Regions from separate parts of the Homo sapiens genome. Here region 2 is linked to region 1. A link is a loop called in an ENCODE intact Hi-C map of the cell type or tissue named here. Cell type or tissue: Caco-2. All regions are shown on one strand.

Region 1 (8,000 bases):
TGACCATCTTATTATTTTCACCTTATTCATCTGGGAGCTACAGTGCAGTCTTAACCATCCCATAAATACTGATCTAGCCAAAGGAAACAGACTGTATTTTCCCTCGACTCTTTGCACTGATATATTGAAATAGCAGGGAAGAAAAAAAAAGGCCCATAATGCTTCATTAGTTAATTGTGCAGAGCACAGCTCTTTAGGGGTAAACAAGTGAAGGACATTTGCTGAATGGCCCATCCTCGTCATGCATATTATGGCCTAATGATGCTAGTAATGGTAGGAGGCTCCTGGAGAGTCATCTGTCAAATTAGCACATTGAATTATTTATTGCCTCAGAGTAAAATTGTTGAAAGGTAGCAGCTGAGACATGGTTTTTATAAATCTAAAATTCAGAAAAAAATACTAAAAAACTCATACAGCTGCTTTGAGGGTATATTCGTTTTTTAACACTTGCATTTATGAACACAATAGTCTTTACTGAGTAAATAGACTGAGTTTGTTTCTACCTTTAAGTCTGATTTGTTGTGTGTTTGTGTGTGTGTATGAAGTCCTGAGTATTTTATGTCATTAGTGATAGTGTAATAACCTAAAATTCAGGTTAATTGTTAAGTCTTCATAACTCATTTCATCTATATCACCAATGATAACCATAAGACAAAATGCCAATTTTTACTAGGCTGTGCGCCCAGAAACTAACATGGAGAGTATTGTTCTTGACTTCCATGTCTCAATTGTTCATATTTTTGTTCTACCACAGTGTTGTCTAAGACAGAAAATCTGCCTTCCTAAGACTTAGGGGAAAAGGCAAACCTATGCTAAACTCTTAAAAAAAAAAAAACAGTAAATATAAGAAACATAAACTAAGAGGACTCTAAACATTACAAAGCCTAATACAGTCAAGGTCTTTCAAAACATATTAATTATTTGTTCAGTATTTACTTAGTGGATACCGACAGAAAGTGTTTTTTCTATTCATACATATTATGTACAGAAATAAATTCACTTACTAATTTCTTCCACTGGCCAATGAAGAGTCACTGTTCTGAAAGAAATTAAAAAAAAAAAAAAAAACAATTAACCAATTCTATGTGGTCCCTATTACCTCTTTATTTCTTTTCTTTTTTCTTTTTTTTTAAATTCCTGCTCTAAACAGATAACTAACTTGGGAAGACTTAACATTTTGATTATAAAATAGATCACTAATTTCAAATAAGCAGGGTTACACTATGTATTATTTGGCCTCAAAGTAGCAATGTAATGAATTTCTTAATAACATTAAATTTAAATCACTATGAGTAATTGAGAACATATATGTGTGTGTATATGTATCCATTTGGTCAGAAACAACTCCAGTTAATTCTAGTAATGTTCTGAGTGGTAGAAGAAACTGGCATCTGGCAACTTCTGGGTGGCTGGCCTGCTACTGGGAAATGATCATAGAGAAAATAGCATCAAATCAGGGTCTTGAAATATGAATGGGCTTTCAATACCCAGGGAGAAAGACAAAACCAGTTATCTTGGAGAAAAAACAGGTTGGAACAGGATATTGGGAAGATATAAAGAAAATTAATCTAAAAACCAAGTTGTATAAGATCATGGAAGGTCTTGACATGTTAAGAAGCATATAATTTAAGGGAAAAAATTCAAACAGATATAGAGAGATAGATTCAGCAGAAGAATCTTTAGAAAAAGTTTAAATAATGTTGGATAAATTCTAAAATAATATATATATTCTAGTTTTCATCATTATCACTACCATAAATATGGTATGTGGTTTTCCACATGGGAAAGGTGAAGAGAGAGAAAGAGGAAAAGTAGAAGTACTAAATTAAGTGGCCACTGTCCTGGGAGAATTGTGATGCTAATTATCAAGTAAAAGAATCAGGGAGAGAGGGTCAAATTTAATAATGAAGACAACAAAATTTCATTATTGACATTTGGAGTTGAAGATTTTGGTGAGGCATTTAAACCAAAACGTCCAGAAAGTTGTTGAAAAGTGAAAGTGTAGCTCAAAGAGAAGTGAGTTAAAAATTTACAGCTGATAAATGGAAATTTCTTTCACGTGGATAGAAAGTCATGCGAATAGCTAAATTGTTTATTTGGTGTGGTTTGGCCAATGCAAATGTTGTCTGCCTGCATATTTTACTTTCTTTTGATAATATGGGCATCGTGTTGAACAATTACTGTTTTTATTACCCCATCAATTTTCTCATCAAGATCTGATTTTTCTTATCGCTATTGCTATTTTAATTCTTTTCATCTCAGCTCTTCTTTCTGAAGTTCTTTTGTATTGACCTTCCTTTTCATCTTTATTAATTTTGTATTTTTCTTTTAAACTCTTTACTGAAATGAAAAATGTTTACTCTATATTTCAAGAGCTTCAGTGTTTCATAGATACTCTCTAACTTAATAGAAGTAAAAAGTATGGGGAAATTGTTATTCTCAGCTTGTAGCAGTTGAAGCAGACCTGCTGATGACCCAGGTCTATGCAATTCCAAAGTTTTGATTTGGCTTTTTTGTTCTTTCTATATCACATTGCCTCCTCCATAGACACTATCTCAGCTTTTTACCTTCATTTCCAATAGCTATCCTTAATCCCTTACTCCTATCCCATTTTCTCTTATCAGTCACCTCTCTTATTATGGATCTACTCCTCCAGTTGGCACTCTTCCTCATGCTGCTGTTCTGTGTCTTTAAATCCTCTTCTCACCTTTCCGTATGCTCATCTGCTCAAACCATTAAGTTTTATCAACCCAATAACATTTATAACAACTTTACCTTTAAAATTGATGATGGAGTTGTAAGTGGTCTCAAATTCACCCTTCATTCAATACTCAAAAGATGGCATTGAAATCCCTTGCTATGTTACAAAAGTCCACACTGTGACAACAGAATGGAAAAGTATAATTTTGGCTGTATGCCATTTGCCTAGACGAATCACCAACAGTTTTGCTGCTTATATGAATACATTTTAAATTGTAGTATTATTTTTCTTGTTCACAAACTTGTAATATGTGGTCAAAAACATATTTCAAAGGTGAACACTTTTTAGACAGTAAAACTGCTCCAAGCATTCAAATTTTTTAAATATCATGCTACTTTTTTTTCTTTTAGAGTGGTTATCTATTAGGTAATAGCTGGGTTTGATTGCGGCAGGATATCAACTGATGCCTACCTGGCAATTAAGAAAACCAGAACTTCGTCTATCATACCCCCAAAGAACTGTAGGATTGATACCTGGAACAGGGAGGATTAGCAGCTGACGGTTGGAGCAGGTCATATTGAGCTTACTTCAGAGGAAGAATACACTAATTTCATATCTAGGAGTTTGCGTTGAAATAAATGTGGGAAGGTATGTTATTTTAAAGGAGCCATATTTACATCGACCATAAAACCTGAGGGAATGCTGCTGGTATTCCAGTAGGTGGCAATCTTCCCCCAGAATATGCAGCTAACCAAGGTCCTAGTGCAGGTTTGGGATGTGCAGCTTGTCTAAATTAACACCAAGGATTCTGTCTCTAAAAGTTCAAAACTTCAACAAAAGAACAAACCTCTTTGTATATTAGAATACTTTCCATGCTCTTAGTAAACCAAATCTTAGTGGATTTACCTTGCATCACCAAACTAAATCAGGCATTCTTTGGGCCTTATCTTTCCTTTTCATGAGTTATATATGTACAGCGATATAAGTATACCATCTCCACTATCCTTCTCAAATTATTCGTGTATATTAGAAACTGCTCTTTGCCAAACATCAATTTATAACACTATCAAGACAGTTAATGAGAACCTGTAAAATGTTATCACCCTTGCAATATGTTTAAGGCAGAAAATTTAAATGATTCTGTGGACTACATGTGACTCTCCGCTATATCTATCCCATCAATTAAGGAATTGTAAGTTGAAGGTTTTGTAAAGGCTTTTGCAAAATAACAAGTGTTTCTCAGTGCAAAGTTTGAAAAATAGATTTTATGGGGAAATGCAAAGCAATCAGAATGCCTTATCTGTGGAGAGAAAGTTTATAGGAATATTTGCTATGCTGTGATACTAGATTTTTGTTGTAAAATCTTCTAAGTGATGTGTAATATAATGGTTACTGCTGTCATTCTGGGATTTTAATGTCATTCTTCCAAACAACCACAGCATAGGCTAGGTGCAGTCTTTGGTCTTCTCATGTTTTTTTGTTTGTTTTGTTTTTAAATAAATCTATTATTTTATTTTAAGTAATTATTTTCTAATTTGGCATATAGTCTCATAAATATGGACTAATATGGTAGCATTACTACTGTTAGGTAATATTAGGTTCTTCTTAACTTCTGAGTAAAAGAGAAATGTGTGTTTCCCTGTTCCCTTGATGTCATATGTGTGTGTGACTTACTTTAGCAAAGAAACAAGTGTGAGAGTGATCTATGTCACTTCCAAGCAGAAACATGGAATTGTCAAAATGATAGTTTCCAAACTGTGGCTTCTTCATCAGCCTCAATCATTTGGTGAAGTCAAAGTGGAAGAAAATCCCTAGTTTACCAGAACAGATATGTAGCATGGTCCAAAAATAGATCTTTATTGTTTTAGGCCACTGAGATTTTGGACTTGTTTGATAGCTTAATGTAACTTAATCAATCCTAACACTATAAAAAGGAATTAAACTTAGTACTATAAGATAGATGATAAGTACTATTAAGTCATATATTCTGCTCAACTCTCCTCTGTTAGGACAGTAAATAAATGTAATGCATGTATAGACAAAATATACTATGGAAGTATATACCTGGGCACTAAAATTATCTCAAACTAATAAAATGCTTTCCTAATATGGAGCCAGCTTCTACATTCTCCTCCTCTGGGTGAAAGCTGGACTCCTCTATAATTGAGAATCTTCTAGTAAATCATTTTCTAGATCAATATTAGAAAATCAAAGGTTTAACTGAAAGTGTAGACAAGTTAAACTTCAGGACTTTCTTAGGTAAAAAATGATTATAATTGGTATGTAGCTAATACATATGCTTTTCAGATCCCTACCAAGCTGTATCTCAACTGCAAGACTTTTCAGATACTTCAACATTCAACATTCATTGTGAATTTCCAAGAATGAAAGATAACATTACTGGCAAAGTCAGTTTATTATTGACTAATAATAAATTCCAGGAAATGTAATGCCACTCTGTCTTGTGCTTAAACAAAAATATTTCCTCATGTAAAAAACAGTAGTGCATTTAACCATTATAGAGACAATTTCCTTCATAATCATTTCCTTTTAGAAGCATACCTCTGAAGGAATTACAAAAAATTTAGAAATGATTTTCTTATTTTTTAAAATACATATTCATGGTTTATTTCTAAAGATCATAACTCTTACTCACCTGCATTGTGGTATGATTCCTGATTAGAAGGGGTAAAAGAGAGGAGTTGGGGATAGTACCACACCATCTTGGGTACACTTTTGCTGTATGTTGAGTATCTAAATCCCATCCTTCATACATCAGGACATTAATCAAAGGTTTAAACCTACTTTGTTGGTGCATGGCTTCACAGCTCTCATTGATTTCTATATTTGGTTAATAGTTGGTGGTCTAATTTACTCATTTACTCAACAATCCATTATTGCATTCCTAATAAAGACCAGGTTCTGTGTTATGCACCCAAGATACAAAGTTGAAAGTAACATGATCCCTGTTCTGAAAAAGGTCATTATTTATCAGAGAGTAAAAGTTATTTGAATGTACTATAAATGTCAAAAATAAGATATTTTCAAATACTTTGAATACCAAAGCAATAGAGCAATTAATGACATACCAGGAAATATAAGCAGAATGATCAGAAGCACATCGTCAAAGTTTATGTCGTATTTGGAGAACTATGTGTGATCTGGTATAGTTCAAATGACCCAGGGGCATTTGGAATACAGGACTTAAAAAACAATATTTATTTATGTAAAATAGTCAAATGTATAGCTTGCTTAAGATGAAACACTTTAAGCAATTAAAGGTAGACAATAAGGATATTTGAAAATCACCAAGTAATATGTCTTGTAAAATACTAACCTCAAATGGTCCAAATAAGAGGCAGATTAGAAAAGTAAGGTGGAAGGAAGGGGACATAGTGGAGATGAGGTGGAGAAATAAGTATTTATTGATCACCTAAATTTTCTAGGCATATTGGTGGTAGTTTTCACATATCATCACATATCTTATTCACAGCCAGCCAGTCAAGTAGGCATTACAATTCCTACTTCATGAACACTCTTAAAAGCTCTTGGACACAAAAATGAAAAAAAAAATTATTTTCCTTAAACTAGGAATAAAGTCCTTTTTCATAAATTTTATATTAGTTAAGTAATCTCCTTTTTTACTTATGATTCTTACACAATGATAATCATAAGTAAATGTAACTAGGGTATTGAACAATTTCAATGAAAAAAGTTAGCACTATATATTTTCATAGAAATGATGAAAATATATGTATCATATTTATGTTTCATTTAGTTAACCATATCTCAGAAATTCTTCTGGCCTTAAGTTAGCCTAAACAAACTCTTATGGGCAGAAATAGCAGTTACCTTTTTAGAAGTGGAAAGGTGTGATACCTTTCATCACCCATCATAAGGGTCACAACTGATACTCCTATGACAAAAGATTAATAAGAGAAGACTGTAACAAATGTATTTATTCAAAGTTTTACATGACATGGGAGCCTTCAGAAAGGAAAGACCCAAAGACCCAAAGAAAAACTGCCCTTTGTTATGCTTAGGTTCAATGACAAATGGATAGTCATGTAGAAATGTGATTAGACAAAAGGAAATAATCGAATGGTAATAGACTGAGGGGGGAACCAGGCAAAGCCTGGCTATTCATGTTCTTCTTGGCCTCTCTGTGTAGCATTCCTTCCCCCCACATATGGTATGGAGCAGGGTCCCTCTGGAACAAGGATCTTCAAGGGAGAAGAAAGAAGGGAGGAAGTGACCTTTCTAGGTTTTATGGATTGCTTTGGGGAAAAAGACTTCTAATTTCTATGATCCCCCTAGGGGAAGAGGAATTCTGGTTTCCATGACTCTCTTCTGATGGAAAAGAGAGACAGGAGACAAGAAGGCAGGAGAAGGCCAAGAGAACTTGCTTCTGAGGCCTTCTAATCTCCTTTAGTTCAAAGTACTCAGCATGCCAAGACAACGTACTTTGGGGTATCATGTTCTGAGCCCCACCACCTTCATAGACATACTCCTTAATCCAAGATACATTTTTTCATAAATATCACTCAACTCTATTTTTTTAATACATTCTATTTTTTTTCTGGCTAATATGTCTTGTTATTACAGTCATTGAAGCAGAAGAAATTACTGTTACCTATCTTACATGTTTTGATCCAATGTAAAAATCGTTCCCTAATAAATATCTACCCCCAAACTTCTGTTCAAGTTTTACAGAAACACATAGATATAAACCTTTCTGATATCAGACTAAGACTTTTAAGTTATCAGGCTTTTAGACTTTAACATTGGTAGATTGATAACTTATCCTCCATGTCTTATTCTCATTTTCTTCTACTCTCATTCACTGACTCCAATTCCAACCTGAAGCACGAAAACCTCCTGTAGGCAACACATTCCCCATAGTCACACAAACTTTGGCCATGGGTATCAATCCTTGTTTCACTGAAATGTCTTACCTTTGGTTAATGCATCACTAAAGTTGTCTTACCACAGCTTGCACACACTGAACAAAATCTCATGATATGTATAAAGTAATACCATTGGCTGATAGAACAGCCTACAGAAGAGGTAGTATCAAGTGGTGGTTATGGCTATTGACTGCCTCCACCATAAAATATGGCTTTATAGCAAAGGTGATAATAGAATTCAATAGTTTAGTTGGAGTAGTACCCTCCATACATAATCCATACACTGCCAAAGCAGCATAGCTCACGTGGGAAGACGTAACTATTTCTCAAGTGTTGCCTCTATGACAGTGAACTCCCTAAACAGTCAGTGAGCTCCTGGAGTCGAGATTCAG
Region 2 (8,000 bases), 350 kb before region 1:
AGAATCCAGACATACAATGGAGAGCTTCCATTCAAGTGAAGGAGACACGTAATAAATAAGAAAATAATATGATAAATGAGCAAATTAAAGATTTTGGAGAGTGATACAAAGCAAACAGGGTGTTGTGGTAATAGAGTTTTGAAAGAAAGTACTCGCAGGTGGCAAGAGTTTACTTGGCATGGGTCAGCCTCAGGGAAGGAATATCCTTTATTTGAAAGAATAGTAGAGGCCAGCTAAGTGAAGAGCTTGGCAAGGACACTGAACAGAGGGAACGGCGGGTGTTAACACGAAGCCTCAAAGGATTGTTTGATGATATGTTGAAGAGATGGACACACTAGATGAGGTTGAAGAGGTTGGAAGCCTCATATATATCATAGAGAACTATGCAGAGAATGATACAGAAGAATTTCTGTTCTTTTTAAAAGTTATGATAATAAGCTTTGATAAAATATTAACACTCTCTTGGGCGCTTAGGTAATAAAAGGCCTACAAAGGTAAAATATTTTACTTGGGCCAAAGTCTGTGGCCAAAGAATAATATATTTGTGTAAAACAAACTGGCTGTAAAGATGATCATTTGATAATAAATATTGATTTAGTGTTATTGTATCTATTTATAGCCTTTACTTTTATGAGAAAGATAATTACATTTGTTAAAATATATATAGTTGACTAGATGTAAATATACCTTTCACAAACAGAGAATATGTCTCTTGCTATAATCTTGTTTAGGCCTTTAGTTTGAACAGTGTTGCAAACATAGTCCCTATCTATAAGATGAGGAAAATATAACAGGGCTTTGAAAATCAAGTTGAATTATATTTTGCCAAAAGATCATGAACATATATCAAGACTTATCTGTGCAGGTGGTTCTTGTACAGGAAACAGCATTATACACAGTTTGACTAAGGGTCACAAAGGAGTAAATACAGTTCTTTTTGAACTTGACAATAATTTATTGGAATTTAGCTTACTTTAAATAACAAAGTGGCAGGCTAAGCCTCAAAATTCTCCATTGTATACACTCATTTCTCTGACTTGACTCATTCTGAGAATAAACTGGCTCTGAGGGAAAGAGGAGTCTGTGTTGAAAGATGTATTATTAAGCCTTTGCTAATACTAAAGTAAGATGCTTTTCCAAGAATCTTGGTCTAAATTTTTTCTTATATTTTGGAAATTGACTGTAATTCAACAGTCAGGATTTTGGAAATGGGGAGTTGTTGATCAAAAGGTACAAACTTTAAGTAATAAGATGAATAAATTCTGGAAATATAATTTACAGTATGGTGACTATAACTAATAATAATGCATTGTATACTTGCGATTTGCTAAGACAGTAGATTGTGTTTTTATCACTCACATACACACAAAAGGTAACTACATAAGGTGATGTATATACTAATTAGCTTGATTTTGGTAATCATTTGACAATGCAGATGTATATTAAATCATCACATTGTACACTTTAAATATGCATAATTTTTATTTGTTAATCATACCTCAGTAAAGCTGGAAAAAGTCTATCTACAGTTTTTAAAATAAAGTGTAATGTAGAATTTGGGTAAGACTTCAGAATTATTATAAAATGTGTAAGCACATAAACATCAAATTATACCCTAAAATTAGAGAGAGAGCATTCTTGAGTTGCTTGAATTCTAATATAGTCTTTTGTTCAATGTTGTTTTGTTTTTGCTTCTTGTGTTGATTGTTTTTCTTACCGTTACTCATGATAGGATAAGCAGGGTAGCAAGATGTTAAAGAACAACAACAACAAAAAGCTGGGCGCAGTGGCTCACACCTGTAATCCCAGCACTTTGGGAGGCCGAGGCAGGTGGATTGCCAGAGCTCAGGAGTTCGAGACCATCCTGGGCAATGTGGTGAAACCCCATCTCTACTAAAATACAAAAAATCACCCGGGCATGGTGGCATGTGCCTGTAATCCCAGCTACTTGAGAGGCTGAGGCACGGGAATTGCTTGAACCTGGGAGGCAAAGGTTGCAGCGAGCTGAGATTGTGCCACTGCATTCCAGCCTGGGTGACAGAGTGAGACTCTGTCTTCAACAAAACAAAACAAAACAAAATAAAACAAAACAAAATAAAACAAAACAAGAAAAAAGAAAAAAAAAAGACTTTCAATGTTTCAATGACATTTTCTTTTATGTGTGGATAGAAAAACATATTCACAAATATAAACATAGTGAACTCAATATTATTCTAACTATATTCTCAAATCTGATTTTTTAATTGAAAATTACATACTAAACAAATAATTCATGCAAAATCAGAACCTCCCATTAGGAATTGCCTATGTAATTCATTTCATGTGTTTTCCAGGATTTATCTAACCAGTTCCCCTATTCCCCTTTGGATGAACCGCAGGCTATTTCAGTTTGTTCATTAACTGTAACGCTCCCATGAACATCCTTCTACGCATTTTTTTTAAAGCACATGCTCTGAAGTACTGTAATATATGCTCTAAAACTGATGAATTGTTTTTTCAACATACAGATGTTACATTCAGCAGAGAATAAACAATGGCTTAGCCCCAAACAGAGAGGTGGCAGCATGGAGAACAGGATTGATGTTTGGAATATTGTTCTTAAGGGGCTAAGCACATCATCCAACACTGTCCTGGATTCGAGCCCCATAGTATTAGTGACAGATTCCCCAGGCCACATCTACATTGATCTTTGTGGAACATATAACAACAGGGAAAATTAGATAGGTAACCACTCGGTGAGGTTTGCGTTGGTGCATCTATCAATTATTTCACCCATTTAACTATTATCTCTCTTCTTATAGAGATTGCTTTCTTTTTTTCATGCAACAACACTATTAGTCTAGATTTCCACAGTGCTCTCAATTGAATCCTTAATATTCTACCTGTGGGAACAAAAGACATTATAAACTGACACTCACAACATTGGATCTTGGTTTTTTGTCACTGCTACTTGTAGCCATATATCTTCAGAGTTTTGATAATGACTGAGATGTCAATTGTCAATTTTGAGGTAAAGTAATAGGGATTTATTGCCCTTTAGGTTGATCGAAAGCTGAAGTAAATAACACATTATCCTTGATTTTTAAAGGTATTTTGCTTAAAAATAAATCAGTTCAAAATGTGTTCTCTTTCTTGCAGCTGAGTGTAACAAAGTCTGGTGACAAAGAAATGTAGTAATTAAGTAAGTGGAACAGGTCAAACCCCTTAACCATTAGTAGGTGGTATTTCTTTGTTAATTTTTGAATTTAATCTAAATTTAAACAGATATAATTGCCTTATATATTTATCTTTAGGTTACAAGTATAAAATCCATATGGATAGCTATAAGTCTACCGCCCAAAGTGCATAATTATCACATCCAAATAAGGATTGAAATGAAGATAAATGTATTTTAAACATATAGGTGCATATTTTTGAAAATTCTCTTCTTTTTAAAAAATGTGTCAATTGCAGTCACCTGGAATGAATGAGTTTCTTATTTTATAAATAAATTATACATTTCTAATTCTAAATAAAATATTGTTCTCTAATGCATGACAAAATAATAATTGAGTGACAAGCTTTGTTAAGAGAAAACATAGTTTTTAAAGCATATAATTTTGTAAAGTAGTCATGGATGGGAACATAAAATAGTTATTTACATTTTAAATGGAGGAATGCACTTTTTTTTACTGAATAAATGTAGTATTCCTTCACACTAAGAAGGATTGGTAAAATAACATACATTCTTTCTAAGTTTTATAGTTTATTCAAATATGTCAGCAATTAGCTCTTTTAGAAAATAATTCAACTGAAGCAATTGAAAATAGTTTAATGACTGTGATGAATATTACAGGAAAGAACTTCAGTCTTTGTGATCCATCATCTACAAAGAGTTCTCAGGTACAGCCACAATTTGATAGATTGAAACAAAAAGTTTCCTTATAAACACCTTATCAGAATTGGACAGTAGGGGACGATATTTCCCTAGTTTGTGTAAAATAAAGCAGCAGTTAAAAGACAAAAATAATCTTTAATGGGCGATATAGCTAGCCAAAAGCAAAGGCAAATCTGAAAGAAATTATGAAATTAAACTCACATTTGTTATAATACGTTTCTTTGTGCTTGTTTATCAAAATCAGCTTTTGTTCCTTGTGGAATATTTGGCTGTATTGTCATCAGCATTTTTTGTATTTAGATTTTATAAACACTTCTCATTAGTGTTATTTCCACTATATCTTCCCAATTAGAATTTTCCATAGGGGAAGAATATACATTAAAAAGGGTTTGGTTTGAATTAAACACATTTATCTTTTAGTTTTGCCAAGAGAAAAGAAAAATCAAGAGGTAAAAACATACCAGAAGAAGCGATATAACTGGTGATGCGTCTATAGAATTAATATAAGTGCTTTCAATTCTATTCTATGTAGTAACCTGGGGAAAAAGAATCTTATCAAAATTATACATGTTTAATTGAGTTTGTGGTAAGAGATATAATTGTGTCAAGGAATAGTTCTAGAGAGTTTTTATTGGATAGGCCCAGTTTCACAAAAATTAATGGCTGAAAATACATCCATATTTATGTAGAGAAAAAAAAAGTATGAAATAGTAAACCATTCCAGAGTAGTTTTTGGTATGGTTTTCAGGTTGATTTTTATCCTGACATTGCCATGAAAATTGAAAGCAGCAGTTTTACATATAATTTTAAGTAGCTGGTATTTTATTAGTGAAATTATGTTTTTTCTGGTATCAAACATTTTTGCCATATGTTAATGAACTATTAAAATTAATACATGATTTTGGCTAGAAATTTCATAATTTTTATTTCTGTGCTTTTTCCAGAAACTAGATTTCTATTTACCATTTCAATATATAATATTGAAATACTTGTGAGTATTAAAGCCTGATATACATCTCAAACTTTCATAGATTTACTTACTGTGAAATATAATCAAATTTATAAAACTTACAGGAGGTAAAAGACATTGAGGTACTTTATAAAGGCAAAGTCTGTGGATAATTGTTAAAACAATTTTTCTGATAGCTCAGTTAATCATGGAATCATACACAAATCATGTAATCTCTATACATTCTAATTTCGGTGATTGTTTGTTAGAGGCCCAGGAAACCAAACCCAAATTTTACCCACTTTATAAGTGTCCCACTGGATGGTTTTTTTTTTTTTTTTTTTTTTTTTTTGGAAAGTAAACCTGATTTGGCTAAAATTACTGAAGCAAATCATAATGCAACGCAAAGATAATTTACTATACAAAAGTACAACCATGGTTTAAGACAAATTTCTTATAGTGATCCAAACTTAGCTGGAAAATATATACAATTAATGGCACTTACATATGACATATATGTAACAGATCAATAACGGTAAAAAGGTTATTAAACAAGGAAGTAAGAATATCCAAATTAAGCAGATAGGCTAAGAGCAGCCCTCAAATGGCATGCTTATCACCTAACTTCTCTCATTCCTGAGGAGTTTACAAACCAAGAATAAATATTCTAGAGTAAAGTATGAAGTATAAGATTGATTATAACTTAGACCTTGTCAGGACAAACACTATATATACACCACAATATGTTGTGTTCAACCTTTGAAAGCCTTTTCAACCTTGTGAATACATGAAACATAAGCTACCTGTAATTATGAATTAATAGTGTTATTGAACACCTATCAGATTCAAGGTTTTTGTGTAGTTATAAGGAAACCCTTTGACCAAAAATAATGGCAAAATAGAATCCCTTCACTACCTTTTTAGGACCGTGTGTCCTTTGTTTTCTGAGCTAGTCCAGGATATTTGCGTGAAAGTTTAAAGACACTTGAATAGAGCTTTTAAATTGGTCTAACTAAAAAATAAGTAATAGGTTTAGAGAAGTTTCTTTCTATAAGAACAACAGTTTTTGCCCTACAGGGAGTATTTGGCAATGTCTGAAGATAGTTTTAGTTGTCACAGCTTGGGATGGCAGGAGAGGTTACTACTAGGAACTAGTAGGACAAGGCCAGGGATTCTGCTAAATCCTTTCCTTTCCTCCTTAACAAAGTATTGCCAATCTAACATGCCAATAGTGCTAAGGAAGGAGAATATTCAGAAAAAAAGAGAATTCCTTCTGCTACCTTTGAAGTCAAGTGGAACATAGCAGTGAGAATTAGGAAAGATTTGTTCACCGGAAGCAGATTGGAGAGCCCCTGGGAAGAGTCCTATGAATATTTTTTAAATAAAGTATTATGTGCTAAGATATGCTATCCCTCCTTGTGAGTTACAAATCTTCAGTAAAAGTACAATATGCTGGTTGTTGTTGATTTCCCTTCACAGTCCTTTGAAGGGACTGAGTTTTATAATTAATGCTAGTTAATCCATGAAGACACAAGAGAACAAATGCAATTTGATTTGATATTTAGTTAGTGCATCCCAGTTCACTGACAGTGCAAGTATTGTAATATTTTCATGTCAGCTGATAAATAACTGCTAACTTATACCTCTAAATGATCTTGTCCTGACTACCCCTATACCTCTCAAAATCTAGCAGATGAAGAGATGATGTCTGATATAACTGGGGGCCAGAAGCAGATTCCAATCCTGCAGTCAATGTCCTCTAAGATGGTTTGTGCCTCTACTATATTTTGGTTAAGTATTTTGAACATTACTCCTAGCTAAACTCTTAATAAAATCGAACCCCAGTTCTCAAAATTTGGCAACCGAAGGTCAATCTGCATATGAGATCATGTAGACGGTAGTGAAAACCTTCACCTTGTGAAGGTTGGAGATTCACAAATTGAGATTGTTCATTCTATTGACAGACTTGAAAGTGTTGTTTTAAATTTATTAACTAACATGGCAGGTTTTTAATGAGAGATTCAGTGTGTGAACAATTGCTTACATGTCAGTATGCTAGTTTTCTAAGTAAAGCTAAGAATGTTTCAAGTAGCATAATATTTATTTGCTTAGTTTAGAATCCTTGGCATGAAAATGCTTTGAAAACACTGGCTTAGTTTCAAAATAATAAACATGTCAAGGAATGGAAATCTCCTTAAAAACAAAATGAAGATAAGATTGGGAATGTCAGAATTGAGCTGTACAAGTGCTCAAATCAATTATTTCAAATGCATTTTCATTATCCAAATTCACTTGTGATATTTATTTGTAAGAATTGTTTATTGTTGCTATAAAATTCATGACACAGCACCTTGGATTGGTTTGCATTTTTCTCTACAGAGAGATATCTGAAATTGTGATAGTGAATTAGCCAAGGTAAGACAGAGGTCCTGGATGCAGAAAGGCTGTGAAACTTGCCCATTGTGTTTAGGAAGACAAGGCCAAAATGTAACCTGGACCACAAGATTGTATGTGGTAAGTACCTTACTGTGGTGTTTGAACACTTATTTTTCTTAAAGGAGTAGAAATTATTATTATAATTATCTGCATGAGATAGTATTCCTGTTTCATTACGTTGTAGAGCTAAATGGCTTTTCAATGGAATACCAACCTACATAGCATATGAATTTAAAGAGTGTCAAATTCTGTTACAGAGGTTGGGTAAAGAGATAAAAATCTCCTTTAACAAATGGATATTTAGATGATGAGCCTGATAACTTAGAAAATATCAACGTAGCAAAACCTCAGAAGAGATCAGGTGGTTTTGATAATGAATGTTTGAATTAAAATGATTTTCTATTGTTGCTTTGATAAAAAAAAAACTAAATAAACTTTGCCTTTGGCCCACATTACACCCAGCTCTACACCCAGGCCTCTTCAAATTGCTCTGACAAAAACACTCACTTATACACACACATACATGTCACCATGCTTGTTTTCAGAGATCTAGAAAACCCCAATACCAATGTAAAATTAAATCTTCAAGTAGTTATTCAATAATCAAAATCAAGGCAGAAATTGGCAAATTTCTCAGTTTCTGTGGGTCAGGAATCTGTGTGTGGCTTAGCTGAGTTCTCGCTGACAGTATCTCATAAGGCTCCAGTCATGGCTGCAGTCATCTCGAGACTGGAGGAA

Evidence for each region. A loop is a pair of places that touch in the nucleus more often than their neighbours do. Peaks named below come from ENCODE experiments on the same cell type or tissue, not always from the same donor. Only the 100,000 strongest peaks of a DNase experiment are listed, where the experiment ranks them.
Region 2: a loop joins it to region 1, with 3 times the contacts of the local background. A loop is called at or near these places in 5 of 110 quality-filtered maps.

Annotation. Positions count from the first base shown.
Region 1 is chr5:52,002,854-52,010,853 of GRCh38, reverse strand. LINC02118 (long intergenic non-protein coding RNA 2118) reads right to left here and starts at 2,823. Exons shown (of 4, transcript NR_147166.1): 1 at 2,776-2,823; 2 at 1,005-1,039. In Caco-2, a CTCF peak has its summit at 3,423 (motif pointing right); a DNase peak (open chromatin) is centred at 3,453.
Region 2 is chr5:52,352,460-52,360,459 of GRCh38, reverse strand. No RefSeq gene overlaps it. Among named protein-coding and RNA genes, the nearest start is that of LINC02118, 350 kb to the right of the region's middle. In Caco-2, a CTCF peak has its summit at 3,930 (motif pointing right); no DNase peak of the experiment used is centred here.